2 separate regions of the Mus musculus genome follow, and region 1 is linked to region 2. The links are chromatin loops, found by intact Hi-C in ENCODE. Cell type or tissue: gastrocnemius. All regions are shown on one strand. Links, peaks and the distances in the headings refer to the core of each region. The heading gives the core; the rest is flanking DNA.

Region 1 (9,507 bases), core at 313-8,312, 160 kb before region 2:
TGAAGTTGTTTTTGGTGAATATATGTATTCAGCCTTGTGAGAGCTAAGTCTTCATTACTATGACACATATGTGCTAGCACTACCAAGTCTTCCTGATCACTCCCCTGCTTTCAATCCAGTTCTGCTTATCATGACTATCCCAGTGCCCGAAGCAATGGAAAGCAACACAGGTTGGAAGATTACCATGAAGCAACTTATGTGGACATATTTTATAAGCTAAACTAATCCTGTTGATAGCCTTTGCTTTATGGAGGAAGCCCCATGGTCAAACCACAGCACTGCATACACTAGATGCAATGTTGCTGCATACACTAGATGCAATGTTGCTACATACACTAGATGCAATGTTGCTGCATACACTAGATACAGTGTTGCTGCATACACTAGATACAACGTTGCTGCATATACTAGATGCAATGTCCCATACCTGTAATTTCAGAATTTGGGAGTTAGAGGCAGGAGAATCAGAAATTCACGACTGTCTTTGGATACATAGTGAGTTTGAAAAGAGCTTGCTAGGAAACATGGTTTGGAAGGGGGCGGTTAAGATGCATTGCTATGATGACCTTATCCTTCTAGTTTGGCTGCTGTTGGGCTTTGCTGAGTATTTGCACTTGGTTATGCTCAGTTCCTTCCCCTGTGTTGAGCAGGCAGGCAAATACACAGGGATTCTGCTGTGCTGACTCCCACAGCCTCTCAGAAACCCACAGATCTTTCCACGTTCTCTGCTTTTGTTATCCCATTGAAGGCAGAAAAAATATTATCAAGCTAATGACCAGGCCCAGTCCTCTTTGGAACTTTTATTTGACATTTTAAATTCTGTGTGAATTTTTTCTCTCATACACCATACGAATTTTGCACTAACATGCAAAATTTGTAGACTATGGAGAAAAAAGAGAGGGGATTGTTGGAGAGGAGGCTTCATGGAATAAGGGATTGGATGATCATTTAAACAACGAGAAAGAATGGTTTGCATAGTTCACATACAAAAGGAGAAGCAGGAGTATCTAGGTTGATGCCAACACCCGCGTTCTCTATTCTTGGCCTGCTTATTATGAGAAAGGTACTCAGTTGGACTCTCTATTCCCAGTCAAAATGTATGCAGATGACCTAGCTGGGACATTTCTGATGCACTACAATATTTTTAGCCTGGCTGCACACACCATCCTCAGCTCTCTACTGTCCTTAGAGATGGAGAATTGCTCTCCATCATCACCTCCTACCTCTTCCTACCCTGCACACTGAATCCTAGTGAGTTCTGCACACCGGCTCACAGTGCCGTGGCATAGTCTTCCTTTACTTTCTGATAATGTTGAGGTGCATTTTTAAAAAGGAATAAGGGTTCCGATGATGGCAGAGAAAACCCCCTTGGTCCCCACAGCCTTATCCCACTATTGTCAACTGATAGAGTGCCACTACTGTCAGAGTCGATGAACTACTATTGCTATATCAGTAGCTAGAGCCCATCCTTCATTCAGGTTTGCTTAGCTCTTACCCAGCATTCATTTCTGTTCCAGGATCCCGTAGTAGATTTCATCAACATGTGTCCTGAGGCTGCCTGAGGTGGGACAATTTCTCTGCCTTTGCTTTTAATCTCTTTGCCAGTGTTAAGGAATCATATTCAAGTCTTTTGGAGAATGTCGTCATTGTGCTTTTCTTTCTGACGTTTTTTTCTCCTTCCTAGCCACAGGTTTCGGAAACAAATAATACAAAAGCCTCACTTTGCATTAGTCATGAAGAGTGAATGTGGCAGATGTGGTGCCACACAGTTGATGCTGTGCTGGGTACCTGGCTGGTGCAGTCTTTGCCAGGCATAGCTATGCGCCAGCATCTGCCCCTTCTGTATGGCACGCTTGGAGAGGAAGTTGCTGCATACAAGGCAAACTTAAGAAGTGAGGTGCTATGCCCTAGGCTTATGTTTGAAAAGGTACTTTGGAACTTGAGCTTGGTCAAGCTCAGCCCAGTAGCATGTCGGAGAATGTGGTTGGGCAAAGTGGAAGAGAGCGGCCTTCCACATGGCTCAGGAGGCAGGAGGGATTTGGCAGTGGCTGGGAGACACTGGGAAGATTGCCTTCAGTGACAGCTGTGCTTCGGAGGAAGTCAAGGGGGGCATCCCCTCACTCTGCTCTTTTTTTTTAATTCTTTTTTTTTAATTAGGTATTTTCCTCGTTTACATTTTCAATGTTATTCCAAAGGTCCCCCATACCCACCCCCCAACCCCCTACCCCCCCTCCCCCTTTTTGGCCCTGGCGTTCCCCTGTACTGGGGCATATAAAGTTTGCTCTTAATTATTGTACAGGATCCTTCAATAGTAACAGGATGCAGAGATGTATCCGTAAAAATGAGATTTTTCCAAGCGTGAGAGAGGATGCCCTGCTGGACTCCTTTCGTTCTCTTGAAGCAGACTTTGACTTCTGAGGCTGAGAGCTGTTTCTCAAGCAGAAGTAGCTGGAGCGTGAAGAGAACTGCTCTCCTGTTGTGCTCTCAAACGCACTCTGGGCTGTTTCGCCTTGGAGACAGGTTCTGAGAGTCCAGGCTATACTGGTCCTTCCTTTGGTCCAGGAAGAGGAGAGGGAATATAAGATGAGATAGTTTACTCTCAGAAGGGATGTGTTAAAAATACCGTTTGACAGCCACCAAACCCAGACACTATTGCATATGCCAGCAAGATTTTGCTGACAGGACCCTGATATAGCTGTCTCCTGTGAGGCTATGCCAGTGCCTGGCAAATACAGAAGTGGATGCTCACAGTCATCTATTGGATGGAACACAGGACCCCCAATGGAGGAGCTAGAGAAAGTACCCAAGGAGCTGAAGGGGTCTGCAACCCTATAGGAGGAACAACAATGTGAACTAACCAGTACCTCTCATTGTTGTGTCTCTAGTTGCATATGTAGAAGAAGATGGCCTAGTTGGCCATCATTGGGAGGAGAGGCCCCTTGGTCTTGCAAACTTTATATGCCCCAGCACAGGGGAACGCCAGGGCCAAGAAGTGGAAGTGAGTGGGTAGGGGAGCAGGGTGGGGGGGGGAGGGGTATAGGGGACTTTTGGGATAGCATTTGAAATGTAAATGAAGAAAATACCTAATAAAAAATTTTAAAAAAATGAAGCCGGGCGTGGTGGCACACGACTTTAATCCCAGCACTCGGAAGACAGAGGCAGGAGGATTTCTGAGTTCGAGGACAGCCTGGTCTACAAAGTGAGTTCCAGGACAGCCAGGGCTATACAGAGAAACCCTGGCTCGAAAAACAAAAAACAAACAAACAAAAATACTGTTTGAGAGGTTCAGAGCAGAGCGGTCCTGCATGAGGCCAGAGGGAGGTGTACTGTCACGTCACGTGGGATGAGAGTGGGCAGAGGATCCGTACCCGAGAGTCGAACTGAAGCTGAGGCAGAGTAAACTCAAGCACGGGGGAGGAGCAGGCGTCCAGGCTGCCTGAAGAAAGAAGAGAAGGCAGCCAGATGGCCTCCAATGTGAATTGTGTCTGTCATAGACTGAGCTGAATGTTCACAAAGTTAGCCTTGTGGAAAAGAATTATTTAATCAAGGGAAGAAATGGATTTATCCTACGATGGTGATTTTAACATTAGTTACAGTCCAGTGTTATATATGATTTCTGTTTTAACATATAATTAGACACTAGATGTTTTACTGCAAAATTCCTCAAATGCTTTTAGCATAAATGACAGAAGACGGCAATGTGCATTGAATCCCATATCCTGAAGGGGGCGCCCACAACCCGCACTGGGCTGCCCGATCTGCTGGTTATGTAAGGAGGCAGCCTCCTGAGAGAGGAAGCGATTGCTAACGCTCTGGGGGCTACATGGTACCTAGATGTTTCTGTGTGTTTGTTATTCCTGTTGGTTATTAACGGCACGTAGAAAACAGTGTGCTTGCCACATAGCCTGCTGCCCTAAAACCGGGTTTCATTAATGTCACCAAAGGAGGTCAGGAGAAAGAAAAGCCGGGCATCCACACTTTTCTCCTTCTGCTGCTTGTTTTGTAAATCTATAGAAGCTGCATGGTTCCAAGAGTGAGGCACTGACATCAGTGTGCTGATGGATCTCGAGAGAGGACTGGGAGTGGGCGTATGAGGGGAAAGGTAGGAAATCCTGATGAAAGATGACCTTAGACATAACAAGCCTGTAAAGAAAAAGTCCCTGCAAAACCAACTGCAATACCTCCTCTGTGTCATTGCACATTTAAAAAAAAAAAAAGGCTGCATTTAGTGCAAAGAGAACATTATCAACTTTTTTTTTTCTGCTTTGGAAATGAAGAGTCCCCTGTATTCAGTTTGACAGCTCATTGAGCCTGTGTCTATCTCTTGTGACAGAAGTGTGTGCCCTGTGCTTCACTGCTCCGGTCAAAGCTTTAGAGTTAAGGACATAGCCCTTTATCTAGTTGTTTGGCCTTTTTTGGGGTAGAATATTCTGGTACTTAGCTTATAGAGAAGAAATCAAGAGTGTGGGTTTCATGTGATATTGAAACAGAATTTTAAGGTGTCATATGGTTGAAACAGAGATCAGTCAAAATGGCCAACCTGTTAAAACTCTGATCAGAGAAAGGGGAATGTGAGCTGCCTGCAGGTCTGCAGGAGCAGCAGCAACTCGTGGTCTGGCAATTTAAGGCTCTCCTTTGAGCTCTGGTTCTTTGGTATTCATTAAAGAGCACTTAGTTACTATGGAAACTGTCCCTTTTCTGTATTTATGAGCTACAGGGCATCTCACAGCATCTCAAGCATACCAGCACAGCTGACTACTGTGTGCATTGAAACATTTGATGAAGACTTCTAGCCGCTCTGTATTCTGCAGAGGAGGCATATTTTTGTTTCCAGTTATTTGGGGTTTATTATTTTTTTTAAACTCAATTACAGCAAGCTTTGACCTTGCATTCACCATTCTGGAAGGCATTGTGCTGCCTCTCCTGCTTAATTTCCGTCCTTTTCTCAGTGTAGATAGAGATAAACGAATTTAACTTTGTATTCAGTGAAGAGTAATGACTTGAAGATTATGAATGTGCCCCTGGGTTCTGCCTAGGAACCTTTGTATGAAATTGAGCAGGAGAGGGATGGTTCTCTAAGGGACATGGAGCAATAGGGAGTAAAAAGCATCATGAACCAAACAGTGAAGCTTAGGGTGTGTACATAGGGTCATATCATCAGGGAGAGCTTCAAAGAGACCGCTTGGCATTTTCCTTGGAGAAAACTAGATAACTCATTGTGTGCTATCTAATTTCTGAACTGTAATTCTTGTCTTCTTCCTCCAAAGAAGTATATGCATACACATGAGAGTGCACACACACCACACACACATGCACAAGCACATACATAAGCACACCTAAGTACACACACAAGCACACACACAAGCATACACACACCACACACACAAGCATACACACACCACACACACAAGCACACACACACCAAACACAGACAAGCACACACACAAGCACACACACAAGCATACACACACCACACACACACACACACACCACACATATACCACACACATAAGCGTACACACACAGAGAGAAGCACACACACACACCACACACAAGCACACACATAAGCATACACACACCACAACACACCACACACACAAGCACACATACCACACACACACACCACATACACACCACGCACACAGCACACACACAAGCATACACACTCCACACACTCAAGCACACACACAAGCATACACACAAGCATTTACACACCACACACACACCACACACACAAGCACACACACACACACACACCATACACATAAGCACACACACACACACACACACAAGTACTCACACAAGCATACACACTACACACACACACACACACACACACACACACACACACACACACAGTCTGTGATTGTTTTGAAAAGCTGGTCAGCATAAAGATTAGCTTTTCACACCAGTGCTGACAGACTCTGTAAAGAACTGTTCTCCCAGGCCCCAAAGCTCAGTTGTCCCAGTTCATGTGGTAGAGAAGAGCAATGTGCACTCAGGGCTTGTGCAGGTGCCTACGTAGAAACGATGGTTACACCATGATGTCCTTGCTGCGTTGTCATGATGCAGCATGGTGTTGGGACCCACAGGTGGGTCTGCACAGTTGGAGGAGCATCCTCCACACAGTTCTTACTACAGATGTGTATGCTCCCAGGACAATTTCTTGGTGGATGATAATTATAGAGATGTTGAGGTATGAGCGTTATTTTTTTATTGTTATTAATCCACACGAAATCCAGCCTGTTATTCAGGCATTGGGGTAGTAATACCCTGGTGGGAGAAGAAACCTTTTTATTAAAACTTTTCTTTGAAAAGGTTTGAAGCTAACAACTTTGTCTTTTCTGAGCTGGTTGTGGCTTTGAGAGTGCTACTTGGTTAAAAGGAACAGCATTATTTTTTTGTTTTGCAACATTGCTGTCATAAGGACGCTGTACACAAATCCTCAGCGTATACGTAATGCTCACAGTACTTGGTACACAGCAGTGCCCACGCACCAGCAGGGGCCAGTGTGTGGAATGGGTGGGAGCCGTGGCTAGCCATAGCTGTCAATCAGAGCTCATTGCATAATGGCTTCATTCAGGCAAGAACTGGATGAGTGTAAGAAAGTGATACTTCACTTAAGGCATCTCCTGTCTCATAGACACGCCCAGTTTTTACCAAGAAAGACGGAAACTGAGACACTCTCAGGCTTCTTTCTGGCTACGACAGCCTGGTGGAATCGGGTGCTCCCAAGAGTTGATATCCCTTAAAAATGATTTGGAGAGAAACTACTCAAACAAACCACCTAAGATTATTTTATGGCCTTTGTCAGACAGTTGCTTATTAAGTTTGGACGGTTCATGAAGAGAAAGTCTAGCTCTTTGATAACACACAGGGGTAAAATATTAACCACCATGTAGTGCATGTTATTTATTTAAACATGTTCTTATGCAACTGAACCTTTCAAGGGAACTAGAAATGATTTCTGAGGACCTCCTTAGCAACGGCTGAACTGTTCTGAGGACCTCCTTAGCAACGGCTGAACTGTTCTCCACGAGATGAAAGCGAAGCAGGTCAGAGGTGACTTTCAGGGACCAGCCAATCCTGAGAGGTTCTCTTTGCCAGAGCAAGCAGGGTTTGTGTTCAGCATTAAAACCAGGCCAAAGCATAAGGTCCAAGAGAGGCTGTGTAAGAGGCACAAGCTCAGCTAAGCTACTGTCTCGTTTCCTTCCCACCCAGTGCACACTGGTGTTTTCAGGGCTTCCTTTTGGCCTCGTCGCCAGGACAGTTCCAGGAAAATAATCAATAATTATTTGCTGAGTGAATGAACCAGGTTTTAGTAGCCTTGGACTACTAAAAGTAAATATGTGCTTTTAGGAGTGTGTGTGTGTGTGTGTGTGTGTGTGTGTGTATGTTCTCCCCTCTGAACATTGTTTACCAGCTCTTGGACCCATCTCAAGGTCTACATTTTATAGTTTTTCCCTTTCAGTTAAAAAAAAAGAAGAAGAAATGAATACCAGGCGTTTCTGTTGTCATCTCTAAGGCTGCCCTGATAAAAGCCACGTTCTACAGTCAATGGCTAGAGAGTCATCACCGGCCTGTGCATTATGGTGGCTTATTCCACTCTTAGTTCTAGCTAGTCACCCTGACAACACAGGTTCTAGGTTACAGAGGAAACAAAAAGGAGTTCAACGGGACTGAGGGAAATTTGATGGCAGTACTTAATGGGAATCCTAGGGACCTTATACTTGCAGTGTGCAGGATGAGTCATGGCTGCCTACAAGAGGCTTTGGAGAAAGCCCAGCAAACACAGACCACTCCCTCTAAGAAATGGTCACATGGCAGTGAGAGTTGGAGATTAAGTATTTTAGGGAAAGGCCTTTTGTTTGTTTGCTTGCTTGTTTTCCCAATGGCTTGAACGAGACACCAAAATTTACAATTTAAGATTTTTGTTTGCTATGTTCATTTTTTCCTGTTTGTTTGTTTGTTTGTTTATTTATTTATTTATTTTACAGAGGAGAGGTCCCTTGACTAACCATGCCATCACTGGGGATTTATTCCAAGTGTGAATTCTCAAGCCCTATCCCACACCAGCTTCTTCGTGAAACAGTCATATTTTAACATGACCTACAGGGGTTCAGAGACACACTGAGGTTTGAGAAATTCTGGTTTAGACTCAAAGAACTAAATAAACTTTACAGACTGTAGCACAGTTGGCCCTAGAGGCAGAAGGCCTCACCCATCTTTGCTTATTTAGTCCTTGAAAGCCCAGTGCTGTCTGAACACAGACATTTCCTTCTCCTCTATTGTCATGTGTCCTTTGCTCACTCATTCCATCATGTAGGCCAATAGACTGGCCCTTCCAATGGTCGACACACTAAGCAGAAGGGCAAAGTCATGAGGCCTAACCCCAATTTTTCTACCCAATTGTAAAAGCAGGATCGGCAAAGAGGTTGAACCTTCTGGTTTTTGCCTCAAACCCTGTTTTGTTTCTTTTTAAAGTTTTCTAAATTTCTCTTCATTCAAAACTGGAACAATGAGGTTAAGAGTAACTGTGATGGTTCAATAAGAAACACCAAGGCATAGCATATTAGTTAGCTTTTTAAATCTCCGTGACCAGAATGCAAGATGGAAACAGGGGTGAGAGAATTTATTTTGGCTCACAGTTTTAGGGAGTCCTTGTCATGGAGAGGAAGACATGGCCAAGCAGCCCAGCTCCCAGAAGCAGCAATGTCTGCCATAGACTGTCTACATCACTGTGGAACAGAGAGCAGAGAGGAAAGAACCAGCAGCCAGGCTGTAACACTTAAGGGCTGGGCCCCTACTGGCCTACTGCTGTGAGCCAGGTCCTGCCACCAAAAGGTTCCCCCATCTCCCCCAAACAGTGCCACTATTCAAACATTGGAAAAAAATATTCAAGACATGAGCTTGTAGAGGAAATTTCAGATTCAAACCATGATCCATGGCTTCTAAACCCATGTGAATGTCTGGCGCCTATCTGTGCTGAATTGAAATGAGAAAATATACCAAAAGCTCACATCTCACAGTTAATATAGAGCAAGATAAAGAGTCTCTATAGCTAAAGGAGAAAAGGCAATGCTTAATGGTGGAGGGAAGACAGAGACAGACAAAAAGACACCCATTAACTCAAGACACCATCCTTGTCGTCATTGTGTCTAGCCTTTGCACAGCACATGGCCAGGAGCTGTGCTTCATGGTCTCTGAGAACATCTAGGCAGCCAACTGTGTTGAACAGCCATGGTCCAGGCTACTTGGGAGGCAGAGTATAAAAGGAGTTTGAGATTACCTGGACAACAGGGCCCAACCCATTTCAAAGAAACCAAAAACAAGGGCAGAGGCTGTGGCATCCTGGTAGAGCATTTGCCTCGGATACATGATGTCCCAGGCTCAATGCCAAGCAATAGCAAGAAAATAAAATAGCCCCAAACAAGCACACTGAGTACAGATAAAATTATAAATAAATAAAACACAGACACCAGGGGCTTGGAAACTAGGGGACAAATA
Region 2 (9,507 bases), core at 477-8,476:
TTTAGAGTTTTTAAGCTACTTTCATTTCTTTGCTGATTTTTTGTTTGTTTATTTTAAGATTTTATGTATTTGAGTACACAGTAGTTGTCTTCAGACATACCAGAAGAGGGTATTTGATCCTATTACAGATGGTTGTGAGCTACTATGTGGTTGCTGGGAATTGAACTCATGACCTCTGGAAGAGCAATCAGTGCTCTTAACCACTGAGTCATCACTCCAGCCTCTTAAAGACTTTCTTACAATTTAATTTTCAACTGGCTGGCATGTAGAAGGAATTAAATGCTAATTTACTTAGTTATTTTTTTGTTAAATTGACAGGATCTCTTGTGTATGGTTGCCAAATTATATTTCAATCAGATGTGGCTGGGTGTAAACTATTGGGGAAGTAAACTTTTTCACATAGTTTATGTATAACTAAACAAGGTCCATGAGCTTACCACCACATGGGACATGTAGACGGCCTTTGGGAGACCCTCAATCACTAGCAACTTTGCCACACAACATTTTTTTTTTCTTGGAACCAATGGGTGGAAAGTTGAAGAGTTGCTTCTATAATTACAAATGGAAACATTGTCTTAAAATAGTCTCTACATTCTTGTAAGTGCCTGAAATATTCAAATATCCTATATATACTAATGGTCTGTATCAGAAAGAGTCAGTGTTAGAACCAAATATATTACACAATGAAAATATAACGTGTTCAAATACAGATCAATGCTAAATAAGTGAATGCAATTTATAAATTGTTAAATAACAGGAAAAGTAGTAGTGCTATCACTTTTATTTAAAATAACTCCGTAGATGTGGAGAACATCTTTCTTGAATATATCCAAGGGAAAGGATGGAAAAAACAAACTCACAAAGTATGCAGAAAAGATAAGACAAAGACAAGACTATATAGGGAATTAACTTACGTTGTTTACAGAAACATCCCGTCAACACAGACTCGAGTCAGTAACACTTGAGTTTTGTTACCTGTAAGCAATGTGTTTAACTTCTATATTTTCACTAGAGTAAAACAACAAAAATAATCCCCTTGAAGAATTTCTATGAAATAAAAGAAAGGAATACATAGAGGCTGCTCAATTAATGGCAACTATTATTATTGTGCTTGGTTTTCAAGACCATAGATTCCTACAAGGAGCTATAATACAACTGTTATGAAATAGCACTTAAAACACTTTACACAGCAGTATAAACTCTGGCCCACATTATGGATTTAGATCTAAACTCTATTCTTTACTAGGGGAGGAGTCTGGACAAACAATTTTCATATATGTGCAGGATGCTCTTGTATGAGATGATTAGAAACTCGTGTTACTGATACCCAGTCAGCATTTACACACTCTCTCAGGGACCCTTCTTTAATCCTAACGAGGAAGGAAAATGCTAGCTGTGACAGCTATCAGATAATTTGGTCCATCAGAGATTAGCAGACTACCATTTCCATTGAATAATGATTTCCCTTTCTTGTGAGGGAGAACAGGTTTCACAGTTATGACTATAATAATGCTTCCAAGCATGTTGCCTACACGAACTTCATGTGGTCTGCACGGGAGGCTTAAAAGAACAGACATTGCCGAGAAACCCTGCTCTGGACAGGGGTTCTGAGCCTCACAGACCTGTGGGAGATGCTGATAGGGTAAAAGAAGAGCCAGGAAACCAAAGAGGGAAGCTTAGGCCCATTTCTCTTGGCTGCAAGTTGATGACAGACCAGGGAAGAATTCATCTGTGGAGAGCTTCCTTGTTACAAAGTAGAGGCATATAGGGGGCATTTAAAAATGCTACCTTCCTTGTGGAACATTTTGTATTAGCAACTCAAGAAGCAAGATTATGACATAGAAATCTGTTCCAGTTACTCATGTGTATATGTAGAAACTTCCTTTTTAGATTTGCCAGTATGAGGCACAGATAAGTGAGTGTACTTTCAATTTTGAAAAATCTTCACATTTTGTTGAAGCTTGTCTTACTATCTCAAAAATGCTTTTAGGGTGGTATTTTGTAAACCCCTAAATTCTAACAATCACTTACGAATGATGATAGCTTATATGAAGTAAACTCAAGTTTGAGGACTTGGTACTAAATATGCTTAGAAGTAAACCTGCAACAGTCTATGTTTTATTTAACTACATGTATTTTCAGGCACACCTAACTTTGAATTGTAGCTTCCATACTTACTAGGTTAGTAGAGTAAACCCTGAGTAGATGGCAGTGTTTGTGACTCCAGACTCTAGAGTGCTGACTACAGTGACAGCTGGCTGAGAAAGTTTTTGAATGTCTTTATGCCTCAGTATCTTTGTTTGTGAAACAGGGCTAATAAAAGCTATGGGTCCTCAAGGCTAAACACTGTAGGACCTCAGCAGTGCCTGCGAGTAAGGAATTCTAAACCCAGCTACAGTTATGGCTGTCCAGTTACTCACTTTGACCACTTTTAACTGTTTGACTTTTAGACATTCCCTAGAATTTTTAATAAATTTTTGTAGGAAAATAGGCAAAAGTAAATGTATAAAACAGAAAAACAAAATATGAAAATCAAAAGTTATGTCTAAATAGTGAGTTATCTTATTGTTATATCTCTATTTATGAGTCTTATTTATATGAAATTAATATTGCAACAATGAGCCAGAAGAAACTTGGGGTAGCTACAGTGATTCAGTCTGAAAACTGAATTGTCCTGTGGCTACTTTGTCCCTCCTCCAGAGCAAATATGTAAAGTTTTTATTTTCACCTGTTCTTAAAGCAGGTAATTAATTTCTAATAAACTAGGGTTAGGGCAAATTTCTAGTGAGAAATCATTGTCACAGAATAAAAGAAAAGCAATCTTAATTAATTGTATACAATAGTGTTAGGTATAGGCCTAAGGAAGGACACAGTTTGCAAAGAACACTATTTCTACATTATTTTCATTAATTGACAAATTTTCAGTGTTGGCTGCAAAATCTTATAAGAGTTTTTCATCAAGGAAAAACAGGATCTGTTATTAAAAACTTTATGAAGGCCTGCAAATCTCTCAGTGAAAAGTTTAACAGAGCCAGTTACACAGGCACCACTGAACAGCACAGACAACCAGAATCGCACTCCGCAGCTGGGGAACAAACTCCGAGTAACACAGTGCAAATGCGCCTTTAGTGTCCGCCTTGGACCTGTCCAGCACACAGCCTCCCTAAACTCCGCATCCAGATCTTGGCTGTCACAGGCTGGGACACATAAAGTTTTACTGCAGCGGTCCTCCCCAGTTTCCCAGCATTTCTGTCCTTCAGACTATATGCTGACACCAAGACTGCAGACTTAGGACGTAAACAAAAGAAAAACGGGAGGAGGACACATAGGAGGCTCGGCTTGACTCCCACCCAGTCTACATGCTCATTCAGCTCCCAAGTGCTCCATAATTAACACTCACTAGAACAACTATTTCCCAGGAGAGCCTGTGGAGCTCCGTGAACAACCCACAAACAGTGATTCTCGGCAGGTACTCTACGGGTTTCCCAGGCACAGGTCGAGCAGCGGGGGCTATTTGGAGTTCTCACTTGAGGCCAACCCTCCCACCACCACGGAACCCAAGTGATCTATAACAGACACAGTCCAAGAAGGGTGGGAACGAACAGGGTCCTCACCTCCTTCATCTTCTTCCAGGGAGTTCATACAAGGAAAATAGCCAGCTAGAGCCTCAAAAGAGGCAGAGAGGCTGCTCCGGCTCTGAGAGCGCTGCATGGAGCGCCCTGCAGCACCCGTGCCCCCTAGGCCCTGCCGGCCCATCTTGGTGGAGGACCCGCTTTTCCCGCGGTACAAGATACGAGGCGTTTTGGCGGCTGGTTAGCGGAAACCGCTGCGGTCCGGGACGGGCTGGTTCCGCGGAACCCTAGGGTTCCCGTCCCTGCCTCCCGGGCTGTGGCTGGCACCTTGGCTTTGCTGGGGAGGGGTCAGGAGGAAAGCTGTCAAGAGAAGCGGCTGTTCACGGTGGAAGTCCGAAGTGTCACCCAGGGGAGAAGAGGATCCCGGAGGCTGGAGCTGCTAGCCCGGGTGCCCTCCCTCGCTGGGAGATGCTGCTGATGCTGAGCTCGCCGCCAATCAGAGGCTGGAGGGGGCGGCACCGTAGTTCTGGTGCCAAGGCGCAACTCGGGTTCTGGCCTGGGGTCTCGCTTGTAGCTGCTGCTGCTCTCTCCCCCTCCCCCTCTCACTGGCATGTACAGAGCCTGAGAATGTGACTAATTGGGTGGAAGGAGTTAGGCCTCTCAGAGTGGTAATATGTGGGCAAAATTCTAGTAAAACTTTCCCTTAGTAGTTTCTCTTCAGCTGTTCACACTCCTCAGATGTAGGCAAGAGATACAGTCTTCAAGTTATAACCAGATTTTGACCAGGTCTTATGAAAGCTTACATTAACCCTTTCTTTTGAACTTTGTTTTAAAGTAATGGTAAACAGTCAAAAGAAGATCTCTTTAAAAAGACACAACTGAAGCACCAGCAAGGGAAAATACACAATGAGGTCCATAAAGTTAGCATGCATGGCAGGAAATTAATTCCTTCTTTCTTTATATAAAGCAATCACCTGCTCATTGTTGCTAAGAATAACCCTATCAAGTGTAACATTACAGTAAAAGGTTACATCCTAACATAAATTTGGAAGCAACACAGACATATTAAAAACAACAGCCGATAAGCAAAGTTATCACACCGATTATGCAAGTTAGAAATCTGTCTCTGAACACAAAGCAAATTTGATATCATTTTACTAGGAGTCATGGGAGTGTCCTAAGTTAACACACACACACACACACACACACACACACACACACACACACACACGTATGTGTGTTTATTTGAAATAGTGAGAGATTCAAATATTCAAGTTCAGATCTTTAACTAAGATCCTAATGAATACCAGGCATCTGTAGATGCTTATAAGACAACAGTGATCTGATCAGATAAAAGTCCCGACTGACCTGTGTGTGTGTGTGTGTGTGTGTGTGTGTTTCTCTCCCATTGCCAGAGGGGAGATGTTAGGGGGCAGCAGTAAAACACTAGACAGCACACTGTTAGGAGAAAACTAATGCAAATAGAGGCAAGGGGCACAGATTCGAGACAACTTAGGAAGGGTCAGAGGTCTCCTTGCCTAGCTGATGTGTGTTAAGAAAGAGGTTTGCAAGTAGAAAGAAGGCCCTGAAGGTGATGTCTGACACTGATCATGGGATAGCTGAGAAGCCAAGCCTGGAGCAAGAGAGAAGGGACGGATCATACAGTGTGTGCTAAGTACTGCATGGGACAGTTTAGAAAGAATGAGAAACGCATACAGAGAACAATTCTCTCACATCTTTCTAAAACTTCCAAAGCTTTCCACACAAAACCCGACCATTGTCACAAAAGGTATGGTATTGCTTCGTAGATGAAGTTTCCTGTTTTTCAGAGAGACTCTACCTTTCGCATTAACATTCACACAGCTCCAGTCTGGTTCCTTTTCAGTATTCACTTTCCCACTATCAAAACCATAAAAATCTACAAATAGCTCACTGTTATTGACAGAATAGAAGCTTCTTACTATTAAATAACAATTTCATTATAGGAATAAAGAAAAATATCACAGACTTACAGAAACAAAACAGATTTATTTAAAGTCATCTGATGTTTTTTGAAATGTCAGCCATGAGTTTTGAAAACAACTGACTAGCAATTGATCAACACTTTACTTATTTTATAATTTTTATGGTGAGTGTGTGTGTGTGTGTGTGTGTGTGTGTGTGTGTGTGTGTGTGTGAGTGAGTGTTGGTGCTTTCAGAGACAGGAACCAGAGACGTGAGATTCTCCCGGAACTTTAGTGACAGGTGGTTGTGAGCCACCTGATGTGAGTGCTGGGAATCAAACTCAGGAAGTCAGAAAAACAGACAACTTAACTACCAAGTCATCTCAGCTCTTGATCAGCATTTTAAAAAATGAAAAAACAAATCAGAGTTCAACTTGAATATTGTATGCATCTCCTACAGTTCTGTCTCCTAAGTATGTATGTATGTATGTATGTATGTATGTATGTATGTATGTATTGTACATTGAGTTACAGTGTAAAATAATATTTTTTGCCTTTAAAACAGTTTGGAAAACATAAATGAAATAAAATATCTACCTTATATATGAGGAAATTTAGATTTAAGAGTACAGCAGGTGCTTGCACTCGCTCAGAAAGGATGGGGGCTGAAAAGCACTCATCTGATATCTTTATCAGGATTTTGCCTGGATGGGGCCTGGCTAATAAAAATCTTTACTATATGAATCCAAATATATTTGAACAAAGTGGGAAGTCTATGATTTAGATTCTCTTAAGTGAATGTTTCCTGCTTAGAAACTCTTGGGAAACCCTGACACTTGTAGTTTCCTGGCAGGAGGAATGTAAGCAGGGAGAGGGCTGAGCAGAGAATTCTCAAAGAAATAAATGGGATGTGAAACTTTTGATCAAAGCACCTGGGACATGCTGGTGGATGAAAACTGTCAGAAAGGTACATCCCAAGTTCCTGGTAGAGACTGCATGGGAAGAGCCCCAGGACCCTGTTGCTCTGCCTTGTCATTGCTTGGATAGTTTGTTAGAGTCTGGATGCAGCCATTTCCATCTGAGCGTTACTTCTCTCTGGACAATGCAAAGCAAGGCCTCCCTGGAAGGCTTTCAGGTACTTTCTCACTGAGATAGTAAGTGATGCAGATGGATGATGGAATTCTGGCAGAGAGGAGCACAGAAGACTCAGGAAGGTACTTTACGTGGTGGGAGACTAATTTAAGGCAAAGAGAATTGACACATACAGAGATGGACCACAATGATGACCAAATGATTCTACTTTCACCTGGTAATGCAGAGAATAATCTGTGATTATTGAGGAAGCTTCAGTTCCATTTTATTAGTCCTATGTTCAATTGTTTTCAAAATATTTCTAGTTTCACATAAAGATATATATTTAGCACCATTTGCACTTTTATTTTTGATATGGGACTCACTATATAGGCCAGACTGACCTCAAATTTACAACCATGCTGCCCAGTCTCCTATGTGCTGGAAATAGCAGTATGCCAACATATATGGATTGTTGATACATTTTTAACAAGTCAAAGCATTATTCCTTATTCTATTCAGACATGTCTACCATCACCTCAATTAATGTAGAACTATATAAAGAACTACTAGTAAAACCTGGAAATTGTCCAGAAATGAGTAGTATAAATAGTACATGCACATGTAGTCTAGCATGTGTAGCTACATTGTTAGAACATGCATATGCAGTCTACTATGTGTAGCTACAATGTTAGTAGATGCATATGTAGTCAACTATGTGAAGCTACACAGTGTACATATTTTTTGAATTTAGTTCTCATATGTTGAGCCACTATATTTCATTACACAGAAGGAAGTATATGTCTAGAATATTATAACCCAGGATCCCACTTCATTTTTAATTCTCTAATTCATCCAAACATTAGAGATTAAGAATCACAGATGTAATTAATTGCCTTCTAAAAAGTCCTCAAAAATTCTACCAGAAAATAAGAAAATCACCTTTCTGAAGGAAAGATAAACAGATATATATCTTGCATATAATACTATGCCACTTGATGAATACAAACCAATATTTTACAGATAGTTTATAAAAACACATCACTATACTACATCAATTATTTCATTGATCCTGACAGTATCTTCTTGGCAGGTATGCTGAAAGAAATGCAACAGTGTTGAATACATCCTTACTTTGGCAGTGCAGGTCTGTTAGCCACACAGACTGACTCTAGGTTAGTCCATGTATACCATGCCACAGATGGTTCATGTGCTCGTGTAAAACTACAATTATAATTATACTGTAAATTTCTGTATCGGAATGAATGCTGACAAGCCAACCTTAAAGTCAGACTGCTTGCTGGGCAGTGGTGGCACATGCCTTTAATCCCAGTACTTGGGAGGAAGAGGCAGGTGGATTTCTGAGTTCGTGGCCAGTTTGGTCTATACAGTGAGTTCCAGGACAGCTAGAGCTACACAGAGAAACCCTGTCTCAAAAAACAAACAAACAAACAAACAAATAAAAAAATAAAAATAAAAATAAATAAATAAAAGTTAGACTGCTTATTTTATCTACATAGTTATGTTACCACTCTGTTATCAGTTTGGCAGTTGCTCAGAAAATTGGACATAGTACTACCAGAGGATCCAGCAATACCACTCCTGGACATATACCTAGAAGATGCTCCAACATGTAATAAGGACACATGCTCCACTATGTTCATAGCAGCCTTATTTATAATAGTCAGAAGCTGAAAAGAACTCAGATATCCCTCAACAGAGGAATGGATACAGAAAATGTGGTACATTTACACATTGGAGTACTACTCAGCTATTAAAAACAATGAATTTATGAAATTCTTATGCAAATGGATGGATCTGGAGGATATGATCCTGAATGACGTAACCCAATCACAAAAGAACACACAAGATATACACTCACTGATAAATGGATATTAGCCTAGAGGGTCCAATACCCAAGATACAATTTGTAAAACACATGAAACTCAAGAAGAAGGAAGACCAAAGTGTGGATACTTTGATCCTTCTTAGAACGGGGAACAAAATACTTATGGAAGGAGTTACAGAGACAAAGTGTGGAGCAGAGACTGAAGGAATGACCATTCAGAGACTACCCCACCTGGGGATCCATCCTATAAACAACTACCAATACCAGATACTATTGTGGATGCCGACAAGAGCTTGCTGACAGGAGACTGATATAGCTGTCTCCTGATAGGCTCTGCCAGTGTCTGACAAATACAGAAGTGGATGCTCATAGCCATCCATTGGACAGAGTGTGGGGTCCCCAATGAAGGAGCTAAAAAAGGACCCAAGGAGCTGAAGGGGTTTGTAGCCCTATAGGAGGAACAACATGAACTAAACAGTTCCCCTAGAGCTCTCTGGGACTAAACCACCAACCAAAGAAAATACATGGTGAGACTCATGGCTCTAGCTGCATATGTAGCAGAGGATGGTCTAGTCGGTCATCAATGAGAGGAGAGACGTTGGTCCTGTGAAGGTTCTATGCCCCAGTATAGGGGAATGCCAGGGCCAGGAGGCAGAAGTGGGTGGGTTGGTGAGGAGGGAGGGGGGAGGATAGGAGGTTTTTGGAGGGGAAACCGGGAAGGGGGATAACATTTGAAATGTAAATAAAGAAAATATCTAATAAAAAATGTGTTTTTGCTTTCCTTATAAGACACACCAAATCTTGTACATCCATATGACCTAAATATAAGATCTGAAATAAGCAATCTTTTTTCTCATTCTTAGCATAATGCCACCATGGTAGAAATTAGGTGTAAACCTTGGAAATTTCACATTTCAAAGGAATTTTTAGTTTTTACTTGGCAGATTTTGAAAGTGAAGAACAGATGTTATACCTTAGCAGCTGGCCAATCCAAAACTTATGAAAGTTAAAGAGGTAAAAATGTATTCAAATATGATAAGAGGGGAAAAAAACAAGAGAGATGAAGAGGCCA

Evidence for each region. Hi-C counts contacts between places; a loop is a spot of excess contacts. Peaks named below come from ENCODE experiments on the same cell type or tissue, not always from the same donor. Only the 100,000 strongest peaks of a DNase experiment are listed, where the experiment ranks them.
Region 1: a loop joins it to region 2, with 2.1 times the contacts of the local background. A loop is called at or near these places in 9 of 42 quality-filtered maps.

What each region holds. Positions count from the first base shown.
Region 1 is chr15:39,811,487-39,820,993 of GRCm38, reverse strand. All of the region lies in intron 7 of Dpys (dihydropyrimidinase), which reads left to right. Gm16291 (predicted gene 16291) reads right to left here. Exons shown (of 3, transcript NR_045788.1): 3 at 8,617-9,507. Among named protein-coding and RNA genes, the nearest start is that of Gm16291, 19 kb to the right of the region's middle. In gastrocnemius, for the core only: a CTCF peak has its summit at 3,721 (motif pointing right); DNase peaks (open chromatin) are centred at 2,048, 2,450, 3,413 and 3,740; H3K4me3 peaks cover 312 bases; H3K27ac peaks cover 334 bases.
Region 2 is chr15:39,654,034-39,663,540 of GRCm38, reverse strand. The region is part of intron 22 of Rims2 (regulating synaptic membrane exocytosis 2); the gene reads right to left. Among named protein-coding and RNA genes, the nearest start is that of Dcstamp, 87 kb to the left of the region's middle. In gastrocnemius, for the core only: no CTCF peak of the experiment used is centred there; DNase peaks (open chromatin) are centred at 3,151 and 4,084; H3K4me3 peaks cover 1,128 bases.